Linked DNA regions of Homo sapiens: region 2 is linked to region 1. A link is a loop called in an ENCODE intact Hi-C map of the cell type or tissue named here. Cell type or tissue: heart right ventricle. All regions are shown on one strand. Links, peaks and the distances in the headings refer to the core of each region. The heading gives the core; the rest is flanking DNA. Region 1 overlaps SMOC1 (SPARC related modular calcium binding 1). Region 2 has its middle 9.1 kb from the start of CCDC177.

Region 1 (11,423 bases), core at 2,363-10,362:
AACTCCCACCAGGACCCAAGCTGGACAGGAAGGAGACAGTTGCAGTTCTAACCCTTCAAGGAAGGCAGCTGAGGAGTAGGCAGAGCTCCAGGCCTGGAGTCAGAAAATCTAAGTATGATTCCTGCTCTGCCTTTCCAGCTGGGTGACCCCAGCAAGACACTGAACTCTTGAGTCTGAGTCCACACTTGAGAAATAGGAACAATGACGCCTGTGTCACTGGGTTGTGGTACTACATACATACGACAGGGCCTGTATACATAGCACGCAGTGTCTGGCACTCGGTAAGTGTGCCGTGAACCACCTGTCCTCTCTTCTGAGCTGCAAGGAAGGACAAGCCCTGGACAAGGAGTGGCCTGCGTGATCAAATTCCGGGGCTTAGACCCTGTCGCAAGAAAGCCTAGCTGGAGCAAAGGCTGGAGGAGAGGTTTACAAGGGGAATTATCTTCTGTTCACCTGCAAAGACAAGGGGGCAGAGTGTGGCACAAGGAATCTGGAGAAGGTTCCCAAGGGGATGGCTGAGGCGGTCATTTCCAGGGACAGCTGTGTGTGCACACAGGGAAAAAGGCAAAGAGGCCGGTCACGCTGGAGAAAACCTAGAATCTCCACCCCTGCTGCCAATCCTCGTCTGGGAGTTCTCCAGCTCTGCAAACCAGACCTGCAGCCTCAGCCAGAATAGATACCCCACAAAACTGGGGTACAGGCTGAAAAACTCCACTGGGGGTCTGCTCCCCACCTATGGCTACATTTCAGCCTGGCGTCTTGTCATCTGGATGATGGCAATGTACCCACTTTCAACAGCCTGAAGCCATGGAATAGGCTCTTCCCCAAGCCCTGCCCCCAAAGCTCTGCCAGCAACATTCCCTACATTCCAGTGAGAGGAAGGGAATGGCAGTCAGGGAGGGGCATCCCGTGGGGCAGACATGTGGGTGGAGGTAAGAGGAAGAATTACAGAGAGTGCACAAACACCTTTAGCAAGGGAGTCCCCTCTCTAGGTGCAGTACCACACTGGCCACTTCCGGGTCCCCTGCTAGGTTCATCATTGGCAGCACCTCAGATGTCCTTGGATGGAAGTGGAGAGCACCCAGGCCAGGGAAACGAACTAAGCTTTCTAGGAAATAAAGCCTTTTCATTAAAGGAAGCCACCCAAAGAAAGAGGCAACAGCCGCCAAGATTTACCCATTTTTTATTTTTTATAAAACAAGCTACAAATAGTTTCCCTCTCTCCTTCACAAAGGAAAACCACACAACACCACCTACACACACGATCCTGTGGGAGACAAGATGCCTGGGGAGATCTCGAAGATCCAAACATCTACAGGCAGGCGCCGTCTCCATGTGTGCATGCTTCCTCCAGGCCTGAAAGTGGGGCCAGTGTCTCGTGCAAGGCCCACTCAGCTCCGGCACGTTGAGTTCTCTCATTGGGGCTAATGGGAGAAGGCTTCCTTCCCACCTTTCCACGTTGGGGCAGGGCCACCAGTCATTCCTGAGATAACCTCTAGGACTTTCTCCAGGACAGCAGGGACCTCCTTTAGCCCAAGACCCCATCAGATCCTGTCCCGAGAAGGTTGTGCTCCTCCCACAGGGACAGTGCTTGTGGTGCCAACGCCTTCCAGACCCGGAACGGGTGGAGGTACTTTTAGGGATGTCGGGTTGGAATACAAGATGAGGCCAGATTTGCAAGGGTGATCTGAGGAGGGGACCAGTCCAGGGCTACCCAACCTCCCTCACTGCCACCACAGCTGCTTATGGGAAGGGGCGCTAAGGGCCACTTGCTGCTCTGCCTGAAGGCCACTTGAATAGGCACAGCACCTGGGCAGAGGGAGCTGCGCCTCAGACCAGAAGGCTGGGCAGCCCACCCTAGAATCCGCGGAAGATGCCTGTGATGCCTGTGGAAAGCTGGGCCGGGATTTCCCTGTAGCTGGGTTATCACCCCTGCCCTTCTAGGGGAGGCAGAATAGGAAACCCAAGATCAGTTTTACTTCTGGAATTAGCTTAAAGCCTGGAAGCCCATAAGAAAACTTGAGGGAACAGGAAGAACCTCAGTATTGGGTTTTTAAAAAACCAACAAAACAACTTTAGTGTTACCAACAAGGTGACTGACACCTCCCCCAACCCACCCACCCAGGCCTGTGATAGCCACTAGGACAACAGCAGGAGATGGAGGAGTGGAGAGGTCACACCCAATCTGCCCCTGGCACTGAGACAGCTGCGTCTCTGGGAGCCTCACTGGTAGGTTTGCAGGGAGGTGAAGAGTTTCCCTGTTGGCACCGCACCCCTCAGTGCAGGCTTTCTGTCCTGTCCCCTCCCCTGCTTAGATATTAAATATCTACTTTTTTAAAGGCCCTTCTGTGTGTCTTTTTCTTCTTTGCCTCCCCTCTCATGCGTTATACAGAGTAGATGCTAAGCATGGATGAAAACGTTTCGAGTGACGTAATGCAAATCCTTTGTGGATAATTTGCTCCGAGGGTCACTAAGATACTGGTGCACCCACCAATGCTGGGCCCTTTGGGGGTCCGGAGAGCAGGAATGCACGGACCCTCTGAGAGCCGGTACCTGTGTGGGCTATTCATGGGATCTGGACTCCCTTCCTCTCCCAGGGCAGTTTCCATCTCTCCTTAGCCCAACCTCCCTGGACAAGGCCGAGAGCCAAGTGACTTATCAATTTTGACAACTAATGGCATGGGGCAATATAGTCCTCCCACCAGAAAAGAACTCGTGGAGTCCGCAGTACAATTGCAGGACTCCCGTCTTTATACACAAGGGTCAGTCTCCAAACAGAAGTTTAGTAGGCCCAGGATAGAGTCCTGGATTTTAGAAAGCTGGACTATGTGTCCAGAGTGCCCACCACCCACAGCAGGCAGAGGGAGAGAAATAAACAAACAGCAATGCCAATGCCTGTACAAAAGAACTATACAATTTACATATATATTTATATACAGCATATAAATCTCTTTCTTCTCAGCCCCAACAACACCCTCCCCCACCCCCCCAAAACCCTCTAAAAGTTGTCAGTAGCAGATCCAAAAACTTACAATAAGAGAGAGAATAAAGTCTTTCTTCCCTTTCCTTTTCCCACTGTGGTATTAGATATTGGTGTTTTAAAATGAAACCAAAAACAAAACACGCAAGTAAGAGTTATTAAAAGTGCAAACATGGTGGGCACCACTTATGTTACACGGGATGTGGCAGGGCCATGGGCAACGCTGAAGGTTAGGTGTCTGGTGATCCATCCTGCCTCCCTGGACTCTCCACCTGCCCTTGGGTTTTCTGCTCCTTAGACGAGGCGTCCTACTGAGAGAAGGAAGGAGAATGCAAAAAAAAAAAAAAAAAGGTCGGGGGCAGATATAAGCAAGAAGTTAGAGTTGGGCTTGTGAGAAATCCAGCTATGTCCATCAATTTCCCCACAAGTGCAGCCTTTTCCACCTGCTGTCCTCTATGAGGCTAGGTGGGGCACAGGTTGCCTGGACTTGCAGATGAGCATGTTTTACCAGCCTGTCCTTTGCCACTATGAGGCACCACCACTGCAACTGAAATAAGTCTGGCATTGGAGAGAACGAGGCTTGGCCTAGGGAAGTGTGGGTTGCAGGGTGTGCACTCTGTTCAGATCACACTACTCTCACATGCCAGCTTTTCAACCTGGGGCTGGGGTGGAAACGACAGGGGTTTGTTTACAGGTGGGGATGGCAGAATCCCATTGGCACTGACCCAATAGTTCTCTCGTGTCCTCAGCAAACAACCTGAAAATGGGAGCTTAAGTCACCTGGCCAATCCCTTCACCCCTGAGGAGCCCAGAAAGGGGCAACTTACTGAATGGGTTTGTGCCTGCTCATTTTGCCTGGGGGAAACTGCCAAGGCTACCACCTGCAACAAACCAGGAACATGTGACATTGAGTGGCCTTGACCAGAGAACTGGCACCTTCTTCCGTATGCTGGGTCTCTGTCCTCTCTGACCCTCAGAATAAAGAGCAGACTTGGGAAAGAGCAAAAAGTTGTTTGGCCCTACTTTTTGCTCTGTGAGTGTCTATGGCTCAGGTGAACTTATTACTGGCCAACGCCTTCACACAAAGTCCCTTTTCCATAAGGCCTGGCTCCTGCTGGGCACCTCTTTGCAATCCCTCAGCTATCCACTAAGAAGGGCTCTGGTGCTGATGTACCTGGACAGAACTGTCCCAGGTCTTGGTTCCCCGAGTCACAGAATGTCAGAGGTAGAAGGAATCCAGCAGCAGCTCAGAGCAGAGGGGCGACTTACACAAAGTCCCAGCCTCATTCTGCTGACACCCACATCTCCCCACAGGGTGCTGAGCCATTGTGGAAACTGCCACGCCTGCTCCAGCAGGTCCTGGCCTCTTGAAGAGGAGCGAGGAGCTGGGGGCAAGCACATCAAGAGCTGCCCCCCGCCACCACTCCGAGATGCTTAGGGCCACGTGACTCTGTGCATGCCCCTGAACCTCTCTGGGTCAGTCTACAGCCTGGGAGCTAGAACCACAGCTGTACGGCTTCTGCTCTGCCTCCCTCTCAGAATTGCCTTGAGGATCCACTGAATTCATGGAGGAGGAGAAAGGGCTTTGAGGAGTGTACAGCGCTGCAGAACCCAAGCCCACCCGCTGGTCATGTGAGCCACAGCTCCATGTCCCCTGGGTTATGCCAATATTCCTTACAACTGAAGAAAGGAGAGCGGACATGGGGTGGAGTGGGCGTGGGGTGGATATCGGTTTATCCAATTTTACAGAGGAGGACATGAACTCTAAAAGAAGGTGACAGCCCCAAGGCAGGCAGGTGGGAAGCGGCAGAGTCAGGCTGCTGACTTCAAATCCCACCTTTCCTCCACTCCCTCCAGCAGCTGCTTCTCTCCTTGCTGAGTAGAAAGGTCAGCACATCTAAAAAGGAGGTGCACAGCAGTCCTGCCCACCAGGCTGAGATGTGTGAAGCAAAATGGACAGCTAGCCGTAACCAGCTCTTTTTCATGGAGGCTTATGTGCTAATCCTGTTACCTAAGTCCTATCAGTTAATCCTCAGAGCGACTTTATTTGAGAGTGATAAAATTATCTCCATCTTAGGATGATGAAACTGAAGCTTGGAGATATCAAGTAACCCACCCAGGATGGCACAGCTTCCATGCGGCAAAGCAAATTCCGACCTAGCTAGCTGCCTCCAGAATCATGCTCTGAGCCATCAGGGAGGATGGAAGAGAAGAAGGCTGAGCCCCAGGCAGTTGGCATCCTCAGACAAGGCAAAAGAAGAGCGGATAGTTCTGAGAAAAGGAGGCACTAGACCCCACCCCGCCTGCCTCACAGGACAGTGACAATGATCCCAGTGAAGGTGCTTTATAAATTGGGAAAGTGAAGAAAGAGGCATGTTATGCAGAGAATTCAGCTCTCCAGGGAGGAGTCTGGTTGGTAAAATATCTGTGATCCAGTGGAATTTCCAAAAATTCAGTCCCTTGGACCCAAAACTCTACTGGTCCCCAAGCTCGGCATCCTTCCCCCAGCCAGCTTCTGTCCCCACCTAGCATGCAAGCCCCTCGCAGCCCACCAGGGGGCACCGCACGACACGGGATGGATGACCGACGCATAGGCTCTGCTCCCGGAGCCCCTGCACACCATTGACCACAGGGGCTTTTTTCTGCCGCCCTGCAGAGCAGAGGGATGGAGGGGGCAGTTCTGAAACTCATACCTTCTTTCCCGGACATGTTCCTCTACCGCTACCAATTTCTTTTGTGCCTTCGCTATGTACCAGGTACCGTGCTAAGTTCTTCACACACATTATCTGATTACATCCTCACCAAATCGTTGAGGTAGGTACTATAATCTCCACTTTGCAAATGGGGAAACGGAGGCTTAGAGAGTTTAGGTAACTTGCCAAGGATTAAAGATCCGGTAATTGTCAGAGCTGGGATTAAAATCAAGCCAGGCCCATCTGACTTCAGGGCCTCTGCACTTACTCCAGCCCCTACTTGTGCCTGATCATGGTATACCCACACTGCTCCTGGGCCTCTCAATAGTGGTCCGTCATCCCATAGGCACTGCCTGCCTGGAAACTGTGGGCTTCCCCACTCAGGTTGCTGGTGGCACCCTCACCCCCTGCAACACCTCTACTCCTGCCCACGCTGCCCCCAGGCTGGTCTGCTCCCCCTCTTCCCCAGACTCCCCCACTGGCCACTCCCTTGGCTTCACCAGGCAACCAAGACTGGCCTGCTCACACAAGGCGACATCTTCAAACACACTGGGGTCCTTCTCCTGGAGGGGACAGCAGTCTGGCCCAGGAATCCTGAGGCTGGGCCAAGCGCCAGCAGTGGTGGTACCTCACATGTACCCTTGAGCAAATCGCTACTCCTCTCTGGGCTAGCCTTGACTCCTAGACTGCAAAATGGACTAGAGGACCCACAGAGCCTTCTAGCTCTGGGCTGCTTGGGTCCAGAGCAGTGTGTCCTGTGGTGTGTGTTGAAATGGAGAGTGGGGACACAGGAATCCTTTCTGCCTCTGCATAGGCTTTAAGTCTACTCAGCCTCCACTTCACCCCACCCCATTGATTAATCCTACATACCCTCTTCCTCTTATCTCAATGTTCTACTCTCCCTCACTCCATCACACTCATACACACACATATGCAGACACATGCACAGACATACACAGACATATGCACAATGCATGCACACATGTGTATAGACATGCACACATAGCCATACTTAAAGACATAAGTGTAGACCATGTACAAACAGACACAGACATGAACACAGACAGGTGCACACTCAGGCCTACCCACAGAGACATGCACAAACAGACATGTGTATATACATTCAGAGACATGTCACAGACACGGGCTTTCTGGCCAGACTTTCCATAGTCCTACCTTTGAGGTGAGAGGTTCAAGAGGGTGTATTGGGCCAAGAAGAATGACAGTTGCACTCCAAAGCACCCTAGGGGCCTCTGTGGGCAAAGCTATGAGGATAACTGAAACTAACACTTGTCTGCAGCTGAGCCTGGATTGAGGAGGAACATCCAGATGACCAGGGATCCCTAAATCTACATTCTACTTCAGTTTTCTCTGGATGCTTCTGTCAGGTCCTGTATGTCAGCTGGGACTGGCAGACACCTGGTGCCTGGAAAGGCTTCAGAGGAAGGCTAGGAGGAGTCCCTGAGCTCGGTGGATCTGAGCTCACCACACTCAGCCATTGCTTGGCTTCCGTGTGCTGTGCAGACCAGAACTACTAGCACGGGAAGGGGGCCGAAGGCAGGGGCAGTACAGAGCATCATCGCTTAGCCCAGGAGTGCCCCTGGTATGCCTGGGGTCTACATTGACACTGGATGGTCTCTTCCCGACATTGGCCATCTGACTGTGCTCTGCGAAAGGACCACAAATTCCAAGCGTGTCAGAGCATAATGTCACCGGAAGGGGCAACCCCCCCATCCATTCATTCCTTCACTTATTCATTCATCTAACAAGGACTTAATGAATTACCAGGTGCCATGTACGGTGCTAGAGGTTAGGAATTGAGAGAGAGAATCCTTTTGGCTTCAAGGGGTAATCGGAAGAGTAAACTGCAACACAGTGTAAGTTCATCTTACAAAGAAGAATAGTAGTATTGAACTTCTATTGAGTTATTTCAATTTCTCAGGAACTTTGGGAATGCTTTAACTCACTGTCCCATTTAATCAGCACAACAGTCCTATGAGATAGACTCTAGCATTTTTCCCATTAAGCAGGTGAAGAAACTGAAATGCAGAATGGTTCAGTAATTTGTACTGAATTGAAATCCAAAATGCTTCAAAATCCAAAACCTTTTAAGTGCTGACATGATGCTCAAAGGAAATGCTCACTGGAGCATATCGGATTTCAGATTTTGTGGATTTGGGATGCTCAACCAGTAAGTGTAATGCAAATATTACAAAATCTGAAAAAGTTCCAAACACTTCTGGTCCCAAGCATTTCAGATAAGGGACACTCAAGCCGCATGTAGTGAAAGAGCGAGGCCGGGACAGAGGCAGGGTTTGAACCATTGACTCATTGCTGAGTCCTGGAGACTCAGAGTACTATGGGAACAGAGAAGCATCCGCGTCAGACAGGCATGCCCAGAGTAATGAAGTCAGTCACACACCAGTAAGCCCCAGAACCAAGGCCAGAAACCAGCCATGGCGGGGCGGGCGGTGGGAAGTGGATCCCAAGCCCAGGTTCCTATGGGAACCCATCCATTTCCCATGCTATTCTTTGGGTTTACTCTGACAACTGAGGAACAAGGAAAAGGCCTTTTTATCTTCTTCTGCTAAACTCTCTCCTTAGGAAATCTCAGCTTTTCCAAAGCTTCCATTTCAAATAAGTCGGCATCACCCAAATCTGCATCTTCAGACCCTTCACCTGCATTACAGAGCCACTCATCCTTCATGTGCATCCAACTCAACGTGTCCAAACCATACTTGGGCACCCTCTACATCCCTCTATACTTAACCTGCTCTTCCTTCCATGTTGCCCATCTCAGTGAGCAGCCATGCCTCCAGCTGAACAAACCTACCTTTGTCCCATACCTAACTTGATCTCCAATCACCCACTTCTCTCCATTCCCCTTACCCTGCTGTGTTTTCATAACTTGGCCCTCCATCACTCTAGCCTGGACTGTGCCATGCCTCCTATTGGATGACCCTGCCTTGCTCATTTCCAATCCATGTCCCACCCTGAAACCAGAATACTTTTTAAAGAAAAACTGATACTATCAATTCTCTGAACGCCTTCAACAGCTTTCCACTACCCTTATAAAGTCTAAAGTCTTTCACCTGAATTTAAAAACTCTCCAACTTCACCTTGCCTCTTGTCACCACCCCTGCTCTTCCTACCACTGTTAAAATATTCATTTCAGTCACACAAACATCCTTCAGCTCATTGAAAACTGTTTCCTTGCCTCCAGAGCTTCACTCCTCATTTGCCTTGGCTTAGAACACTCTTCCCTCTCCTGACCTCTCTGCTTGGCCATCTCCTACTCATGTTTCCAGTAATGGGTTAGACCATGGGTTGGCAAATTTATCTGCAAGAGACTAAATAGTAAATATTTTAGGCTTTGTGGGCCATATACGGTCCCTCTTATATATTCTTCTTTCAAAAAAAACTTACAGCTCTTTACAAATGCAAAAATCATTCTTAGTTCACAGGCTGTACAAAAACAGGCCACAGACTAGATTGAGCATTCAGGCCATTGTTTGCTGAGCCCTGGTTTAGGCATCGCTTCCTTCAAAAGTTTTTCAAGGCTGTCTGTCCCTTAGAGTCTTGGGTGCCCCTATATATGTTGCTACAATGCTCTGCACTTGCCCTGCTGTGACAGAGCTTACTAGGTGTTCACCAGAATTCATGCTGCTCTCTTCTTGGGTTCCCTTCCCCTAGTGACTGAGTTCCAGCCAATGAATTATGACCAGGAATGTGTGTCATTTCCAGGGCTGGCCCATAAAACCCAGCCTTCCTAGTGACCGAGCTCTGGTCAGTGAAATACCAGCAGGAATGAGTGTCATTTCCAGGACTGGCCCATGAAACTCCCTCACATGCACTGCTTCATGTCTACTCCATCTGGTTGACTGAGGATGGAGATGACCCCCAGAGTAACCTTGGAAGCCACATGATGAAGATGGCAGAGTCACTCTCAGCCTGGATCCCAGAGTGACTGCATAGAGCAATCCCTGCCCCTACTCCTACCCCTACACACACACACACACACACACACACATACACACACTCACACACACACACACCCTACAACCTGCGACCATGCTGAACTATTATATGGGAAAGAAAAATTTTCCACTGTGTCAAGCCATGATGTATGGGTCTACTTGTGACTGTAGCCTGGCCCACCCTAGCACACTCTCACAGCATGTATCACAGCTCATGTGAGTGCTTATTTAAGCTCTGTCTTCTGTGCAAGGATAGGGACCTTATCAGTCAATTCCACCACTGTCTCAAACATCTAGCATGAAGCATAGCACACTTCCAGCAAATAATTGATGAATAGATGAGTATCTGGAATCTCATTTATCAGAGAGCCCTTGGTCCCATGCCTGGGTGGGGGCAAGTATTGAAAGGCCAGGAGCACAGGGGAGAGCACTCACCTTCTTTGCTAACACCCAGGCAGCCCTTCAGCTCAGGCAGTGAAATGACCTTGTCTTTGTTCAGGTCACAGTAGTCGGTGAAACGCCGGGCACATTTCTTGGGCTTGGCTTTCTTCTTCACGTAGCGCTTGAAGGGCTTCATCTCCCGCTTGTTAATGTCGTTGCTGCTATTGCTGTCCAGCTGGCTGAAATACCAGTGCACTACCCGCTCCTCCAGGGTGTGGCTGGGGTCTGGCTCTGAGAACCTGGGCCATGGACAAACACCCCCACCGCAGAGAACACCAATCAGGATCTTGCAGGAACCATCAGCCCTGGTATGACTGCCCCCAGAAAGTCAGGTAGAAACGGCTCCTCCAAGCCAAAGTCCACCCACAGCGGCTCAGCCTGTGGCAACGTTAAGCCATCCTCTCCGACTCAAATCCTAAGATTGGACCATTCTTTTCTCAGGACTCCCCAGGTGGGTAATCCTTATTACACAAACATGACTCACCCTCTACCAAAGCCAGAAATGTTCTTGTACATGATGGGTGCTCAAGACAAATTGGCTTGATCTAATTTGCTGAATAAACCAGAGCTGGAATCCAAATTGTCCCTCCCCTGGCCTAGCACTCACTGCGGACAAGCTGCTCATTACACGTAAACATGTGCCCTGTGGTGGACTGACTGTGGGGAAGGTGCTCTGAGCATCCACTGTACGCCCAGTGCCAGTCTGGGCCCTGGAGGGTGCACCCCTGGCCTCAAGTGGCTCACTGTCTCTATGAGACAGAGCCAAAAAGGTGAAAATAGTCATGACAACTGAATGTGGGGTGTGAGGTTCCCACGGTCCATCACTGCTGGACATCCAGTGCAGTGGGAATTGAGAGAAGAAAGCAACTGGGTCAGACACCAACAGAAGTTCCAAAACTGGAAAAGCCGGGACCTACTGGGGATGAGTCTCTCCAGCCTGAGGTTTTAGTCAGGGGATCTGGGGTGGACCCAGGAAACCATGTATTCACCAGCACTGCCAGGTGATTCTGCTGAGAAATGCTGGACTAGAGTCACCAAGAACACTTCCTGGCATCCAGAGGCAGAGTCACAAGCACATCTAACACAGCCCCTCATCAAGTTACAAGGCCAACATCTACGTCTACATGTGTAACTGTATGTAATGGCCTACTCATCTATGTTATTTACTTAACTGTCTCCTATTTTCTCCCAAAACGGAGTCAGGGTGATAACTACTATTTACAATTTTTAAAGCCAATAATGGGTCTATTACAGAGGGGCTGCCTGGGTTCACTAACGAGGAGAATGGAACCCCATGAGCCCCATGGCTCCTGTTCCCAGGGCTTGGCACTG
Region 2 (11,423 bases), core at 1,166-9,165, 440 kb after region 1:
AGCCCAGGCCAAGCACCCAGAGTCTGCCTCTAGCCCCTCTCCTCCACTGCCTCCCTAAACATCTAGACAAGCATAGACACATCAATAAAATCATGCATATGCACAGTATGATTTCAGTATGTTTTCTTTCTTTTTCTTTTTTTTTTTCTTGACAGAGTCTCAGTATGATTTCAGTATGTTTTCTTTCTTTTTCTTTTTTCTTTTTTTTTTTTTTTGACAGAGTCTCAGCCTCCCAAAGTGCTGGGATTACAGGCGTGAGCCACCACACCCGGTCCCAGTATGTTTTCTTAAGCCTAGAAAAGAAATTATGCCAAATGTCATCAGTGATTGCCTATAGTAGATAAGGGATTTAAATGATTCATTTTCCTTTTTCTAATGCTTTTTTTCTACTTTAGATATTGCACATATCTCTTTTATCAATGAAAAAAAAGAAGAAAGAAGTAAAAGAAATCTAATTCCTTGTAACTCCTTCCCACTGACCCTAGATTTTTCTGGAGGCAGTGCTTGTGCCTCCCCATATCTCCTCTGCCAGGAGTAAGTGGTTTTTCCGCCCCATCCTGCTCACTGTCCTGGTGGCAGTTCTCCAGGCGAGACAGTCTAATTTGTCCATGTGCAGCCCGGGAGCATGCAGATCTCCTGGTGGGTCTGACCAGCACACAGGGGAAAGAGTCCATCCCCTTCTCCACCCCAGACACTACTTTATCAGCGCAGCACAACAAGATCGTGTTAACTTTACCAGACCAACTGAGACTCCAGCCTCTCTCACTCAGCCCAGTCCAGGCAAGTCCACAGTACCCTGGGCCCAAGCACAAGACCTGACATTTATCCTAAACAATTTCTTGAAACTCAGTCTAGAAGCACAGCTCACTTAATCCATTCAAGTTGATGCTGTTTCTCAAAGATGCCAAACCTACCCCTGCCTACAGGCCTTCCCCAGACACTCCCCACCTGGCTCCCTTTTGCCACAGATGTCAATTCCTAAGAGACACCTTCCCTGGCCATTCAGTGTAAAATGGACTTATCCTATTGCCTCACTTTATTTTTATTTATATTTATTTATTTATTTATTTATCAACTTCTTGGGCTTAAGCGATCCTCTCATCTCAGCCTCCCAACTAGCTGGTACTACAGGCGCACGCCACCATGCCCAGCTAATTTTTTTTTTTTTTTTATAATCAGGGTCTCACTACATTGTCCAGGCTGGTCTTGAACTCCTGGGCTCAAGGAATCCTCTCACCTCAGCCTCCCAGCGTGCTGGGATTACAGGTGTGAGCCACTGCACCTGGCCATGACTTTATTTTTCATAGCACTTCTGTGAAATGTTTTAAAATTGGTTTACTTCTTTATTTTCGGTCTCCTTCCTAGGATGTAAGCTCCATGAGAGCAGGACTTTGTCTGCCTTACCTCACATGTCGCCCAACACTTGGAAGGAGTTCACTAAATCTTTGTTGGATGGATGGATGGATGATGGATAGCGGAGTGGAGTTTGTCAGTGCTGGTGAGACCCTCAGACGGTTTTCCAAGCCCAACTCACCGCATATTAGCTATGTGACCTTGGGCATGTAGCTTACCCCTGCCAAGTCTCTGTTTCCTCATCTGTCACCTAGGGACATCATTCCTACTTCTTAGAGTCATCATGAGAATTAAATACAATGCAAAAGTGTGTGGCAAAGTGAAACAGGCCAGGCATCTAAATGCTAACTATGATGATTTTCATTATCTCTCTGCCCAGATTAGTGTCATCTTTGATCACTCTATCTACATCCAAGTTATCAATATCCCTTCAATGGCACAGCACTCAGGACAGCACTGCCACTAAAGATGCCACCATCTGGCTATGCTCTAATCGGGCATATGTGTCCTCATCCCATCTGCAGAGGGTCTACAGGGGCTTGCCTCTTGTTGCCAGCACTGCCTGGCTCTGCAGCCTACTCAAGAAAAGAAAATGAAAGCAGCCTGACTCCATTCGTCATGATTCCTTCTTTTCCTTTTGAGGCTCACAGACAGACCGTTGGCCAGCCTCGCCCAGGACTGACGTCAAGTTCATCTTTTGCCCTTGTTTGGGCTGGGTCCTCTGGCCCAGCGATGGAACACTTGTGTACCTTCACCTGGTGCCCTGGGCTGCTCCAGACCCTGGCCTCTGGCTGTGCCAAAGCAGGAAGGACAGACTCAGGGTGTTGCCTGTTTGCTCTGGTGGGGAGAGGCTAAGAATCGCAGTGACGTAGGGAGAGAAGAAAGATGGACCCATGTGGCAGGAGATTGTGCTCAGGGTAGAGTCAGCAAAACACTGACAAGATTCCCCAAAACTCTGGCCAGAAAGTGCCTGAGATCTCCGTTTTTAGATTCTGTTCTTTAAAGATACTTCATCTGTATGTGTCCTTGAGTAGAAGGCAAGTTCTCCTTGAAGGGGACACGTTTCTCTGCTGTCATCTTAGGACAACTTCTTTGAGAAGGAGACTCTAGTTCCTGCAGCCATTTGAGAAGGGGGCTGGAGGGGCTGAGCCAGGAGGTTTTGGGGGTGAGGCCCAGGTAGAACTTTGTGGCAGGGAGTGCTGGGGTGTGCACCCACATGGGCCACCCCACAAGTTGATGGGGAAAGGGGGCAAGTAGGGAGTACAAGGATGGAAGGGGTTCTCTTCTCCCCACCCACTTTGCCTGGCTGACTCCCATTTGTCCTTCATATCTCAGTTTCAGCACCAATTCCTCAGGGAAGCCCTGCAGGCCTCAGAACAAGTGAGATCCCCCTGTCATTCCCTCCCAGAGCCCACACTTTTTATCCATAGCTCTTACCACAGTTACAGTTAAGGCTGTCGCAAGGTGTGCGGGTATCTCGCCTCCATCCACGAACTCTCTGTGATGGCAGTGGCCAAGTCTATCTGTTCACCACTGAGTCCGAGCACCCAGCCCTGGGCCTGCACACAGTAGGCACTCAGCCATATGGAGTGTTGTATGAATGAATACATGAATGGAAGAATGGACAAATATAACTGGGAGGACACAGTGCAGAGGCACTGCAGCCCCTTCTCATTTTTCGCTGGCCTAGTTGGACACAGAGGACTTGGGTAAGCGGGGGGAGGCTGACATTCCATTTCCTATGCTGGGGCAGGGGAAGCTGGTGTTTCCCAAAGATCCATATTGTCATTGTTCCAGCTGCATAATGAATAACAGCCGTTCCTCCCCAAGGAGGAAGTCATTTTCCGAGAATCAACATAAAACCCACAGGAAAGGAAATAAACATTTAATGCTCACCTACTATGCCAAGCAGTTGGGTATCTTATTTGACTCCCACAACCATTCTGCAAATCAATTATAATTCTTATTTTTACAGATAATGCAACTGAGGCTCAGAGACAATAAACAACTTGTCATGTTCATTTTTTAAAAAAAGAAAGGCCAGGCACGGTGGCTCATGCCTGTCATCCCAGCACTTTAGGAGGCTGAGGCAGGGTAATCGCTTGAGATCAGGAGTTCGAGACCAGCCTGACCAACACGGTGAAACCCAGTCTCTACTAAAAATACAAAACTTAGCCTGTCATGGTGGTGCACACCTATAGTCCTAGCTACTCTGGAGGCTGAAGCAGAAGAATTGCTTGAACCTAGGAGGCAGAGGTTGCAGTGAGCCGAGATGGCACCACTGCACTCCAGCCTGGGCAACAGAGTGAGTGAGACTCTGTCTCAAATAAATAAATAAGAATAAAAAAGAAAGAGCTGAAATTTGGATACATGTATGTGGTTCCAAGCCCATGCTGTTTCTAGTGTACCAAGCTTTGGTGGCAGAGGGTGTCATGGTAAGACATCCCTAGTTCTCAGTGTCGGGGGAGTGCCCACGGCTGACTCCTTGCTTGCCTCTCAAAAACTGAAGGCATAGATGGGGAGAATCTCCCAAAAAAGGAGGAAAGCAGAAGAGTATGAACAGAGAAGTGGGACCGAGTGTACTTCCATTTATTCCTCAAACTCTCACTGAATATCTATGTCAGACACAGGGGCTGGGGAGGAAATGTCATAAAATACAGGTCCTCTCCTCACAGAAGTCACTGTCTAGTAGGTGAACTGGATAAGAAAATAAAACATTACAATTCAGTAAGTTTGCGGTTATAGGGGGTTATTATTTATTCCTTTTTTATGTTTGAAGTTATTTTTTATCGATGTTTTTTGTTTTGTTTTGTTTTTTTGAGACAGAGTCTTGCTCTGTCACCCAGGCTGCAGTGCAGTGGTGCAATCTCGGCTCACTGCAACTTCCGCCTCCCAGGTTCAAGCAATTCTCCTGCCTCAGCCTCCCTAATAGCTGGGATTACAGACGCACACCACCACGTTTGGCTAATTTTTTGTATCGTTAGTAGAGACGGGGTTTCGCCATGTTGGCCAGGCTGGTCTCGAACTCCTGACCTCAGGTGATCTGCTCACCTTGGCCTCCCAAAGTGCTGGGATTACAAGCATGAGCCACCACGCCCGTCTCACCCAGGAGTTTTGATACCACACCTAATCACACACCAATTTTGTTGATTCTCTCATACCTTGTCTCTACATGCAGATGACCAGAGGAGGGACGCCACCTGGTGGTAAGAGTGTGGAGTGAGCATTGAGTTCCCTTCTCAAAATTTGCCTCCAGTAAACAAAATAATCCTGCCTTCTAGTCAACCCTATCAAAGAGCTGAGCATCAGGGAAAAACTCCGATCTCCAGGAACAAATGACAAAAAAAAAAAAAAGTAGAAGGCACTGTTTCCAAATGGAGCAGAGGAACTGAAATCCAAGTTAGAGACATGATCTATAAACACACAGGAAAGCAACCAAAAGAAAGCTTGGATTTGCTCATCATTTCATCTAAATGTAGTGATAATAATAATGACTTTCCACTTACTGCGTAATACTACGTTCCAGATGCATGGGTACACTGTGCTGTGTGCTGAACATATTTAATCTCCTTTAATTCTCAGCAACAACCTTATAAGGGAGATATTACTATACCCATTTTATGGGGAACAAATGTCAGTTCAGAAAGTTTGAGTAACTCCCAGGATCACACAGCCAGGACCTGACAAGCTGGGATTTGACTTCAGGTCTGTGGACTCTGAAACTCATGATATTAACCATTAGGTTAGACACCTGATAGATATGGCCATTCAACAGGTTGAAAGTGGATCTCATCATCTTTGCTTCTCTTCCTCCTCCACTTCACACCTCAGCGAACAGCACAACCTGTCCTCCCCACACCTATCCAGTTGACCAAGCCAGACATCCAGGCAGGTTTGTTTTTGTTTTTGTCTTTGTCTTATGTTTGAGACAGAGTCTCACTCTGTCATCTAGGCTGGAGTGCAGTGGCACCATCTTGGCTCACTACAACCTCCACCTCCAGGGTTCAAGCAATTCTCCTGCCTCAGCCTCCCAAGTAGGTGGGGTTACAGGCACCCGCCACCACACCCGGCTAATTTTTTATATTTTTAGTAGAGAGGGTTTCACCATGTTGGCCAGGCTGCTCTCAAACTCCTGACCTCAAGTGATCCGCCCACCTCAGCCTCCCAAAGTGCTGGGATTACAGGCATGAGCCACTGTGCCTGTCTCACCCAGGAGTTTTGATACCACACCTAATCACTCACCAATTTTGTTGATTCTCTCTCATAAATTCACATTTTTTTCCTATGCTCTCTATCCTCACTGCTGCTGCCTTAGTTCAGGCCATGCCCATCTCTTGCCTGATTAGAGGGTCTCCCAGCAGTCCCTCTGCTTCCCAGCACATGTGTGATTATTTATTTATTTTTATTTATTTATTTATTTTTTGAGACGAAGTCTCACTCTGTCACTCGGGCTGGAGTACAGTGGCACGATCTTGGCTCACCGCAACCTCCGCCTCCCGGGTTCAAGCAATTTTCCTGCCTCAGCCTCCTGAGTAGCTGGGATTACAGGCACCTGCCACTATGCCCAGCTAATTTTTTGTATTTATGGTTCCACAGGCTGTACAGGAAGCATGATGCTGGCATCTCCTTGGCTTCTGGGGAGGCCTCAGGAAACTTACAATCATGGTGGAAGGCAAAGGGGAAGTAGGCACGTCTTACATGGCTGGAGCAGGCAGAAGAGAGGGAGCAGGGAGGTACTACACACTTTTAAACAACCAGCTCTCATGATCACTCATTTACTCACTATCACGAGAAACAGCACCAAGAGGATGATGCTAAACATTCATGAAAGACCATCCCCATGATCCAATCACCTCCCACTAGGCCTCACCTCCAACACTGGGGATTACAATTGACATGATATTTGGGCAGGGACACAGATCCAAACCATGTCATCCCTTTAAAGAAGTAATTAAGGCTGGATGTGGTGGCTTATGCCTCTAATCCCAGCACTTTGGGAGGCCAAGGGAGGATGGCTTGCAGCTAGGAGTTGGAGACCAGCCTGATCAACATAGCAATACCATCTCTAAAAAATAAAAAGTAACTAAGTTAAAGTACAGTCATCAGGGTGGGCCCTAATCCAATGTGACTACTATCCTTATAAGAAGAAATTAGGACACAGGAAACAGAGGGACAAATGTGAAGACATAGTGAGAAGGTGGCCATCTGCAAGCCACGGAGAGAGGCCCCAGAAGAAACCAAGCTGCTGACATCATCATCTTGGACTTCTCGCCTCCAGAACTGTGAGAAAATACATTTTCGTTGCTTCAGTCACCTAGTCTGGGGCATTTTGTTACAGCAGCCCTAGCAAACTAATACAATCAAGAAAGGAAATCAGACTCAGCAAGGCTGAGGGACCCACCTAGCGCTGTCTAGCTCCTTAGTAATGCATTCATCACATTCTGCCTGTGACCACTCTCTTATGTTGATTATCAGATAAAATAATGGATTTAACTCTTATTATTTAACTTCTTGAGTGTTTGGGTCTTATTGCTCCAACTGGCACTCAGGGTAAGGGGCCTTGTCTTCCCCTTCTCAGTATTTGCAGATATCCTAGCTGAGCTTGGTGCATCTTAACAATAACTTTTTGATGCATTTCTTGTTGTTGTTGTGTGGTTGATTGACACATTTGGATGGGTAAAAAGGAGCCTGATGGCTGGGCATGGTGGTTCATTCCTGTTATCCCAGCTGCTTGGGAGGCTAAGGTGGGAGGATTGCTTGATTCCAGGAGTTTGAGGCCAGCCTGGGCAACATAGCAAGAACTCATCTCAAAATAAAAGTAAAAATTAAATTTAAAAGGAGCCTGATGGTAAATTCCTGATCCCCAAGAGACACATACAAAGGTAAATTCCTGATCCCCAAGAGACACATATTCTGCCAGTGATCACACATATTCCCAGAAGTAGAATATGACTCATCTCTGAATGTCTAAATATATATATTGGGATGACTGGTCTGAGGCATCATGGAAGGCAATGGTGCATAATGTTCTAAATTAGAATTGTCCATTAAGAAGAAAAAGGAGGGGGGGCTAGGCACAATGCTCATGCCTATAATCCCAACACTTTGGGAGGCCAAGAGGGGAGGATTGCTTGAGCCCGAGAGTTTGAGACCAGCCTGGACAACATAGTGAGACCTCATCTCTACAAAAAATTAAAAAATTGGTGGGCATGGTGGTGCATGCCTTTAGTCCCAGCTATTGGGAGACTGAGGTGGGAGGATCACTTGAGCCGTGGGGGTTAAGGACATAGTGAGCCATGATCGTGCCACTGCACTCCAGCCTGGGCAATAGAGCAAGACTCTGTCTCAAAAAATAAAATTAAATTAAAATTAAGTTAAAATGTAAAAAGAAAGAAATACATCAGTGCGTGTGTGTGCGTGTGTGTGTGTGTGTGTGTGTGTGTGTGTGTGTGTGTGCGTGCATGTTGGCAGGCAGAGGCACGGGGGAGAGGCCAGTGGGAACAGTGGCTGTGATGCCAGTGTAGCCTCTCTGAAATGGAAGGGGCCTAAAGGGACTGAGCAGAGAAGTGGCTTATGCCAGAGGCAGATGGCCCAGCAGGAGAGGCAGAGACTGGAAACAAGCCTGGCTCCTGAGCACCAGCCTGTTCTTTCAAGCACAAGCATTTCACAGAGGAGATGCCCATGGGGCAGCACCCCTGGTTCCTGGTCATACTCAGGAAGGAGGACGCTTCTGCAATATCATACAAAAGGCTGGTGGATGGAATGAGGTGCAGCCCTTCACAGAGTGAGAGAAAAGCCCATTGGATTAATCATAAGGCTCCCTCTACATCTCCGCAGTGACGCAGCTTCACAGTTAAGGGCAGGCTGGGCCTCTCCTGTCCCACGAGACAGTTCTTAAACATGAGCATCACCTGCTTAAGAAGCCTAACTCTGAAGATTCACCAAAGCAGCTTAATGGCTCAGGGTACTTTAGGTAGTTTTATGGTACACAGAGTGGGCAAAGTAGCACTACTTAGATCTCATTTCCTCTCGATGCATCCAGCAGGAGGGCTACCACTTACTGGACCCTAAGCAATTGAGAGCAGAAACAGACAAGAACCTGTCCTGCAGCTTGCAAGTCCCTGCCACCTACACACCAAAATGTAACAGTGGTGGTCTTTCAGCAATGATTTTTCTACACGTGATTTTTTTTCCTTCCTTTTCCTGTACTTTTTCATTTCCTCTTTTGATGAACATATATTACTTCATTAAAGTATGAAATAAAACACTTTACTTTTAACAACTATTACCTTTTACCTGCTGGTTTGTGTCCTAAATTTCTTCTTAAGGCTTTAGTCTCAGAAATTGGGAATGGTTACACATTAAGCTGTATATAGTTCTGGGTCCAATCAAGATACAGAAACCACATAGCAATTTAAACAGAGAAGCCTAACACAAAGAGGTATGAAGCTAACGGTTCCCCAAGGCTGAAGGAGAGTATTCAAGGAAGGACAACTTGGAAGGAGAGTTCCCTCCTCAAGACTGGGGAGCTGGGTGCAGTGGCTCATGCCAGTTATCCCAGCATTTTGGGAGGCTGAGGCAGGAGGATCACCAGAGGCCAGGAGTTCAAGACCTTGTCTCTACAAAAAAAAAAAAAAAAGATTGGAGTTCAGACCTCCTTAGAGGAGGTATTGTTACAGCCCATTGGGTGACACAGAAGTCTGCCCAGGGCAGAGCCACTCCACAGCTGTTGAGCAAGCAGGAAATTATAGGTAAGCTGAGGCTGGTGGGAGGGAGCCAGAGTGCCACTACGGGTATGAGGCCTGGAACACCTGGTGTCCACCTCAGGAAGGCACTGGAAGGTGGTCACCAGGCCTGGGCCGGGGCTACAAGGTCACCAAGGGGCTGTTATGGAGATGCAACTGGAGCAGAGTACCACAGACGTTCCCACACAGCTGTACCACCACTAACCACACAGCAGGGGCAAGAAAAAGCAAATAGCACCGCACACAGGATTGGGAAGAGTAACCCCCTTCCTCCTGCAACATTGCCCTGGTTCCCCCTACTGGCAAGCCTTCATATTGGGCTCACTGTCAGGCAGAAAACGCTTACAGCAAACGCTTACAGCACATCACCCCAGAGAAGGTACTGTAGGGTGAACTTGGAGCTATGAGGCAATACATTGATGACTGGCCCAAGCTGTTATCAGTCATTAGGACAGGGGTTGGCAAAGTGTTTCTGCACAGAGCCCGATAGTAAATACGTCAAGCTTTGTTGAGTCAGACAGTGTCTGTCCAAACTACTCAAGTCAGCCATTGTGGTGCAAAAGCAGTACAGATACTATACAAACAAATAAGCATGACTGTGTTCCAGTAAAACTTGATTTACAAAAACCAAGCAGTGGATCTGGCCCACAGATCATAGTTTATCAACTCCTGATGTAGAACTTTAGAGTGAAAAAACCTCTGTTCTGCAAATTCGACTCTACTGAGAGGAAGGAGAATGGATGAGCGTGAGTACACTGAGCTGAAGTGGGTGGTGGGGGCTGTGCAAAAGGAATTTAAATGGAGATGATAATGTCTACACTGTATTTGTCTAGATTAGTGAGCTAGTAATATTAAAGGACCTAATGGTGTACCTAATTGTTATTATCTGTAAGGGTCTGTGTAAGGCAAAATAACAGTCCATATTGTGCCTTCCTTTTTGAAAGACGAAGTTGAGGCTCAGAGAGGTTAAGAAACTTGCCTAAAATCACACAGCCTGGAGGAGCTGAAATTAGAACTACCCATCTGCCTTTTTTTTTTTCTTTTAATGAGACAGGATCTCACTCTGTCGCCCAGGCTAGAGTGCAGTGGTTGCAATCCTAGCTCACCACAATCTCAAACTTCTGGGCTCAAGTGATCCTCTCACCTCAGACTCCCACAGTGTTGGGATTACAGGTGCCAGTGACTGCACCCAGCCCCATCTTTTTGCCTCCCAAGCCCACATTTTTTACCATCATATCCACTATCCCCACTCATAAGAAGCAGGTGAGTGTTCCCAAATTGGGCTGCTGTCTTTACTGGGTACTATAATAAAATTGGATTTAACACTCTTAAATTACAGCAGTCTAGAGCTCCCAACCTGAAGTGAAATCCATCTCCTGAAATGTCCAAGGCACTTAAAGATGAGAAGTGGGAGATACCTGACAATTCGATGGCACCGCATTGACTACCAAGTCAGTTCCAGCAAAGTGGCTGGATATGTTGGTGTCCTATTTCAAGGCCCCCTTCTCCTGCCCTCTCCTTGCATGACCTTCCCAGATGCAGAATCATTCTTTAATCAAAGGTAGAACATTTGTCGGGCTTCCCCTTAAGAACTTGCAAATACTGCAGATGTTGATTCTCACCATGTCTGTAAGATAAGGTTTATCAAAATAAATGGTAACCAGCCGGGCGCAGTGGCTCACTCCTGCAATCCCAGCACTTTGGGAGGCTGAGGCGTGTGGATCACGAGGTCAGGAGATCGAGACCATCCTGGCCAACATGGTGAAACCCCATCTCTACCAAACATACAAAACTTAGCCAGGCGTGGTGGTGTGCGCTTCTAGTCCCAGCTACTCAGGATGCTGAGGCAGAAGAATTGCTTGAACCCGGGAGGTGGAGGTTGCAGTGAGCCAAGATCGCACCACTGTACTCCAGCCTGGGTGACAGAGTGTGAGACTCCATCTCAAAAAAAAAAAAGAAAGAAAGAAATGGTAACCATTGTATCACTGCTTACTGACAATGTGCTGGTCTAGGTACTTTGCATATAGCTGTTCCAGTTCTGCTAACACTCTTGGAAGGTAGGCATTATTGTCCCTATTTAACAAATGTGAAAACTGAAGGATAAAGTTAACATCTACATAGTTTTTCCACAGCCATGATTAGCCATTGAGGGAGGCAATTTAATAAGATTCTATGCAAGGGGGGAAAATGAGGTTTGGAGAGGCCAACTTGCCCACCCTACTCATCTCCATCTGAATCTACATGTCTACAGACACTCAGTTTGGTGTGGAAATATTAATACAATGCATGTGATCCACTTCAGAATCAGACAGAGCCAGGTCCAAA

Evidence for each region. Hi-C counts contacts between places; a loop is a spot of excess contacts. Peaks named below come from ENCODE experiments on the same cell type or tissue, not always from the same donor. Only the 100,000 strongest peaks of a DNase experiment are listed, where the experiment ranks them.
Region 2: a loop joins it to region 1, with 5 times the contacts of the local background. A loop is called at or near these places in 20 of 110 quality-filtered maps.

Annotation. Positions count from the first base shown.
Region 1 is chr14:70,022,110-70,033,532 of GRCh38, reverse strand. It overlaps SMOC1 (SPARC related modular calcium binding 1), which reads right to left. Exons shown (of 12, transcript NM_001034852.3): 11 at 10,086-10,330; 12 at 1,167-3,291. The coding sequence ends at 3,275. Among named protein-coding and RNA genes, the nearest start is that of SNORD169, 50 kb to the right of the region's middle. RefSeq lists a silencer at 727-1,021. In heart right ventricle, for the core only: a CTCF peak has its summit at 5,534 (motif pointing right); a DNase peak (open chromatin) is centred at 5,542; H3K27me3 peaks cover 1,166 bases.
Region 2 is chr14:69,578,303-69,589,725 of GRCh38, reverse strand. No RefSeq gene overlaps it. Among named protein-coding and RNA genes, the nearest start is that of CCDC177, 9.1 kb to the right of the region's middle. In heart right ventricle, for the core only: a CTCF peak has its summit at 4,555 (motif pointing left); a DNase peak (open chromatin) is centred at 4,525; H3K27ac peaks cover 1,919 bases.